2 separate regions of the Homo sapiens genome follow, and region 2 is linked to region 1. Evidence: read pairs that join two places in POLR2A ChIA-PET (ENCODE). Cell type or tissue: Panc1. All regions are shown on one strand. Links, peaks and the distances in the headings refer to the core of each region. The heading gives the core; the rest is flanking DNA.

Region 1 (2,906 bases), core at 173-2,672:
CAGTGTGGAGTTCCTGGCAGAACTGCCAGAGGTTCAAGGGTTCTCAAGAGGGTATCCCAAGCACACAGATCTAGGGAGGGATCTGTGACATCAAGCCTCTGGGGGAAGGGCCTGGGGTCAGCATTTTCCTATACACTCTCCAGGTTATCCCGACCCACTTTGCATGTTTGAGAGCCACTCAATGATCCTGTCTGTCCCCTAGGACAGCTGTCGCTGTAGGCAGGGCAGTGAGAATGACCCACATGGGGAGCTAAGGAAGCAGAGGCACAGTCCTGCCGGCACCCGAGGACAGGGTCGGGGCTGGAATCTGATTACCTGTCTCTTTTCACTGTCTGTAGTGTTGTTTCTCACCCTCCTAGAAGGGGGCAGGAGAGAAGGGACCCCAGGAAACCCAGGATCAAGGAGGGTTCATAATTGGGGGAAGCAGGAGCCCTCACTCATTCCATTCATGGCTGTCAGCTCCCTGCTGTCCCCTAGCCCATATTCCTGGTTCTGGGAATATAAACAGAAAATGAAAAGCGTTTGTATAACACTTCATATGTACCTGCACAATGCCTTAAGCACTTTACATCTACAAACTCAATGAATGCTCACAATTACCCTATGAGATAGGCACTATTATTATCCCCACTTTACAGATGAGGAAACTGAGGCACACAGTAAACACTGAAAGTCCATCCAGATTCTCAGCCCCTAAAGCTGCTGAGTGGGCATTCCCTTGGGATACTTCCAGTTCAAGCCCTTTATTTTATAGAGAGAAACCGCTCGGTGAGAGAAGGGCCATTCTGAATCATACACGTCCATGGCAGGGCTGGGCCAGGTCCCGGGTTCTGGCCACTGGGCCATGCTGCCTACCTCAGAAAGGGGTGCTTCTGGGCTCTTGCGACCACAGGGCTCATTACCGATGCTGCAAATTGAATGAAATAGCTGCTCAGTTACATATTAATAACAGATTTGTTTGTCATTAAGGCAGCATTGTTTAATAAAATTAGTTTAGCTGAGCGTAATTACCTTCATATAAAATTCCCCCTTAAAAATTACTTTGATAGATGTAAGCCAGTTAGGTGGTGTAAAGACTGGGGTGTGTGGGGTTTGGCTCTGAGCTTTGGTTGGGTCCTTAAAGTGACATTCCCGGGTTGGGAATTCAATTGCCAAAGACCTTGGGTTATCCCTCTGTGGACCACTTGAAGGCCCAGTGGAGAACACGTAACTCAGCCTCTCCAAGGCAAAACTGCAGACAGCCTTGGATGGTCCCTTTTGCTAAACTCAAAATAGTGTTCCTCCTACCGAGGCCCTGCGTTCTCTTGCCACCCTGCCAGCTTTTCACATTCCCTCCTTAACTCTGGGGCTTTCAAGTCATTTCTCTGCTTGTAGACTTTCAACAGCTCCTGATTGCCCATAAGCTATGATTGCGAATCTTGATCTTATTATTCAAGGCCCTGCAAATCTGGCCTCATGGTAATTTAGCGAAAATGATAACCAAATTGGGGATCAGGAGACTGAGGTCTTAGACCGAACTCTGGCCCCAGCTCATGCTGGATGTTCTCAGACAAGCAGCCTTACCTTTTTAGGCTCCCTTTTACTTATCTGTAAAATGGGAAGCATAATATTTTCCTTCCTAGGCGGTAGTGGGGCACTCAGGAGATCATGGCTTTGGTGCTTTATAAATCGCAGACCCCCATCCAGGCCCCACTCCCACTCTCTCCACCTCCTCAGCAGCCGTCTGCATTCTCAGCCTGGCCACTCAGCCTACAGTGACTCGGAATTGACTCTGGGTCCACCTTATTGCTGGGACCACACAGCCCTTTCTGGAACATCTGTCCTGCTCCTTTCTGATTAGTTGGCTTCTTGTTGTTGTTTGAGACAGGGTCTCTGTTGCCAAGGCTGGAGTGCAGTGGCATGATAATAGCTCACTGCAGCCTCGACCTCCCAGGCTTAAGCAATCCTTCTACCTGAGCCTCCCAAGAAGTTAGGGATACAGGCGCATATCACCATGCCCAGCTAATTTAAAAATGTAGAGACTGTATCTCTCTATGTTGTCCAGGCTGGTCTCAAACTCCTGGCCTCAAGCCATCCTGCCTTGGCCTCCCAAAGAGCTGGGATTACAGGTGTGAGCCACTGTGCTTGGCCTTGGCTTGGTTTTGAAGGTCCAATCAATACCTTCTCTCCTGTCAGCCTCCCCTGACTGCTCTTCAGGCTCCGAGCCTTCTCCCTGTCGGTCCCCTGAGCTTGCCTCTGAGAATATGTCCCCAGACAGGGGTGGGGAGGAGTGTATGGAAATCACACCCTACATGGTTAACTTCCAGGACTGTCTTTCTGCTTTTACAATTGGATTCTAGTTTTATGTCATTGTTTCTTTAAACAACTCTCCGTGAAAATCTGCTCTAGAATCAAAAGATGCTTGTGCCTGCCCTGGATGGAATCTCAGAGATTAGCAGGCCCAACCTCCTCTTTTACAGATGGAGAAATGGAGTCACAAAGCCACTGAGTGGCAGTGCCAGGTCTGGATCTCCCATCTCCTCACTTCCAGGCTGGAGCTTATCCCCAGCCTGTGTTTTCCATTGATTTCTGCTTTGCTGCAACCCCCGTTGGCCCTTCCTGAGACTGTTGGTCATTTCCTGAACAATACTCTGTTTTTACCAGATGCCTGAATTTCAGCCCCGAGGAGGTGGTTAAGGGGAGTTATTCAAGCAGAAAAGCTCAGGTTAGATCCATACATCTTTGCTGCACAACTTATAGTCCCAGTCCCCAAATGGCCCTGAAGGAAGCCAGTGGAAGGAAAGAATGCTGAGTAGGGCGTAGTGCTGTATAACTCCAGGGGACGCCATTCACAGACTGCAACACCTCCGGCATTGCACAGTGTACAGCCTGCACAGCTGTACGCTGTGCCCTGGAGCTGAGGATCA
Region 2 (2,906 bases), core at 243-2,742, 720 kb after region 1:
AACCTCACAAGGAGGAAAGCAGGGGTTTCCACCAGCAGCCTCGGGTCTGCTCGCCACACAGGGTTTTAGAAGTCAGAGGAATGAGGCTAGGTTGGGTTTAGTCTCCATACCAGGTTGCCTCATGCCCACAGTCCTGTGTGCAGGCCTGTGCTGTGTCCCATGTCACACCCCTGGGCCTGCCAGTATTCGTGTTCCTGCCCCTCTGTGTAAATGTCAGGTCTCCTGGGTTATAGTGAAGAAGTCAGTGAAATGCACAAGGAGGACCTGTTGAGAGCCAGGCCTTTCACCCTCCTCTGTTTACAGGTGAGGAAACTGGGGCTCAGGGAGAAGTCACTTGCCCAGGGCACCTGGTTTGAGGGAGGAAAGCCCAGATCTGGGATTTGGGCCCTGAAGACAAATCCTTGCTTTTCTCTCTGTGAGAGGCGAGAGGGGCTGAACCCAGCCATGCTCGACATAACCTTGAGCCTCAGCCCACCTCCCACTGCCCACCCCCAACACTGGGGGCCTGGGAAAGGAAACTTTTCCACCAGGTACCCACATCACTTTTTCCGTTCTCATTTGCATAGGCCCTCTCTGTGCCGAGGCCACTTCACACGGGGTCACTGCGGGGTGGCCTCTGGTGGGCTGCATGTAGCTGGCTGCGTTGCTGCTGAAAGGCAGACCACAAAAGCCACACCAGGGGGTCCCGAGGAGGGGCTGCAGTGTCACATGGTGGCCTTGGCCTCTGCAGCCTGCAGCATGAGGCGGGGGAGCTGGGGAAGGTTTGAAGGGAACCTCTGCCTCTCCTCAGCCCCACTTTCTACAGAATAACAGAACAGTCACAGAGGCAGGAAGGAGTTCCTTTGTCCACACATCACCTGCCTAAGAGCCTTTGTCCTCCTCCTCACTGCCTCCATGGCCAGTCTAAGTTTAGCTGTGGTTTCTAGACCTTTCATGACCTGTATCACCCTTTGATCTTTTAGGCCAAGCTGGTTTCTCCATCCTTCCTCTCTCATTCCCGCATTTCTATCTCTGTTCCAACCACTGGTGCTTCCTGGAATTCCTGTCCCTTCCTCCCTTCCTCTGCTCAAGAAAACACTTCCAGGTTTCCTTTAAATCAAACAGAAGCTCCGCCTTCCCTGAGGCTTTGCTTCAGTGGCAGCCCCAACCCTCTTCACCCACCAAGCCCTTCCCCAGACTCCGCCCACACATAAGGTTTCTGCCTGCTTGGGGGCAGAGCTGCTGGAAGCGGGTTTGGAGAGGCTTCAGGAGGGTGTGAGGGGGAGGCCACCCAGGACAGAGCAGGTTCAGGCTGAAAACCCTAACCACACAGTCCCAGAGAGGGTAGAGGCAAGTTACAGTCACAGTGAGAGGGAGGAAGGTGGGCTCCTGACGAGGAAGATTGTAAGACCCATCTCTTGGCAGGTGCTTTTCTTAGATCCTAAAGTGGTTCCTGTGCCTGGGCTGGCCAAGGTACAGCCCTGCCCGGGTCAGAGAAATCATTTCAATGGCCTTTAAACTCTTTCAGTGATTGGTTTGCTATTGAAATAAGGACGATTACAATTTATAGTTTTAGACTCAGTTTTAAGATACAAGTTAGGTGGGCGCGGTGGCTCATGCCTGTAATCTCAGCACTTTGGGAGGCCGAGGCAGGCAGATCACGAGGTCAGGAGATTGAGACCACCCTGGCTAATATGGTGAAACCCCGTCTCTACTAAAAATACAAAAATTAGCCGGGCATGGTGGCACGCACCTGTAGTCCCAGCTACTCAGGAGGCTGAGGCAGGGGAATCGCTTGAACCCGGGAGGCAGAGGTTCCAGTGAGCCGAGATCGCACCACTGCACTCCAGCCTGGGTGACAGAGTGAGACTCCATCTCAAAAAAAAAAAAAAAAAGCAAGTTAATCCTCCCAACAGCTCATGAGGCCTAACAGATGTGGTGCCCATTCTTCCCTCGTAGGGATGGGAAGCTCAGTCTCATCTGGTGGGCAGCTCCCTAGGGCCCCCAGTTGACTACAGCATCTGGTTTCCAGTTTGGGTCCTTGCCTGCCCCTCCAAGACTCTGCCTGTTAGACATCTCCTCACCTTTAGAGCCTGAACTTTGTGGAAGATGGTGGCCCGGAAGCAGACTGGCCTCCGCTGAACTTCCTGCTCCTCCACTCAGACCAGCTGCGTGACTGTCAGCAGGCCCTTTAACCTCTCTGGGTTTCTGATGGTTGACCCGGAAATGGATGTAGTGGAACTCATCCTGAAGGGTGGTTATAAAGATTACACTGGTGAGGAGACTCCCTCTGCACACTCTGGCACCTGGCAGTGCTCCATCAATACTACCTGTTCATACACCCTCTGTGAAAGCACACTTCCTTGCCGTGACAAGTCCTGGCCCCTTCTCGGAGGCCAAATGCATCCTGTCGTGGGCATGCATGCACGATAATAGCCCCCCTTCTGTGTGTGGGCTTGTAACTAATTGTTTTTGTGTGCTGGATCTTCCACGGCTCCCTTGGGAAGTTGGTGCAGTGGGATTATTTTCTGCGTTTCACAAATAAGAAGACAGAGAGGCTTGGGAATGGGATCAAGTAACTCAGCAAGGGAGGGTCAACCAGGACTGGATCCAGAGCTGACAGCCCCCAGCTCGTGGTGGATTTTCCTGCCATACTTTCCTGTTCCTCATTCACGCCTTCATTTGAAGCCTTTCCAAAACCTGAAACAAAATTCCCCCAAACTTCTCAAAAACCAGGCCAAATGGACCGTCGCGCCCCTGCCTGGGCTGGTCCGAGTCAATGCTGACACTGCACATGCTTGTTTAAGGCCTCGTGCCTCCCTGGTAGCATCTTCCCGCTCACAGGCACCAACATGGCAGTTGCCATCTGTCCAGGTCTCACGCGCAATCCAGGGTGGCCGCTAACTCTGTCTTCCAAAGCACAGCGT

Evidence for each region. ChIA-PET counts read pairs that join two places held together with the same protein. Peaks named below come from ENCODE experiments on the same cell type or tissue, not always from the same donor. Only the 100,000 strongest peaks of a DNase experiment are listed, where the experiment ranks them.
Region 2: POLR2A ChIA-PET joins it to region 1 with 11 read pairs; 2 of 35 experiments call an interaction of 5 or more read pairs at or near these places.

What each region holds. Positions count from the first base shown.
Region 1 is chr15:69,527,582-69,530,487 of GRCh38, forward strand. No RefSeq gene overlaps it. Among named protein-coding and RNA genes, the nearest start is that of DRAIC, 33 kb to the right of the region's middle. In Panc1, for the core only: no CTCF peak of the experiment used is centred there; no DNase peak of the experiment used is centred there.
Region 2 is chr15:70,247,634-70,250,539 of GRCh38, forward strand. No RefSeq gene overlaps it. Among named protein-coding and RNA genes, the nearest start is that of TLE3, 150 kb to the left of the region's middle. In Panc1, for the core only: no CTCF peak of the experiment used is centred there; no DNase peak of the experiment used is centred there; H3K27ac peaks cover 392 bases.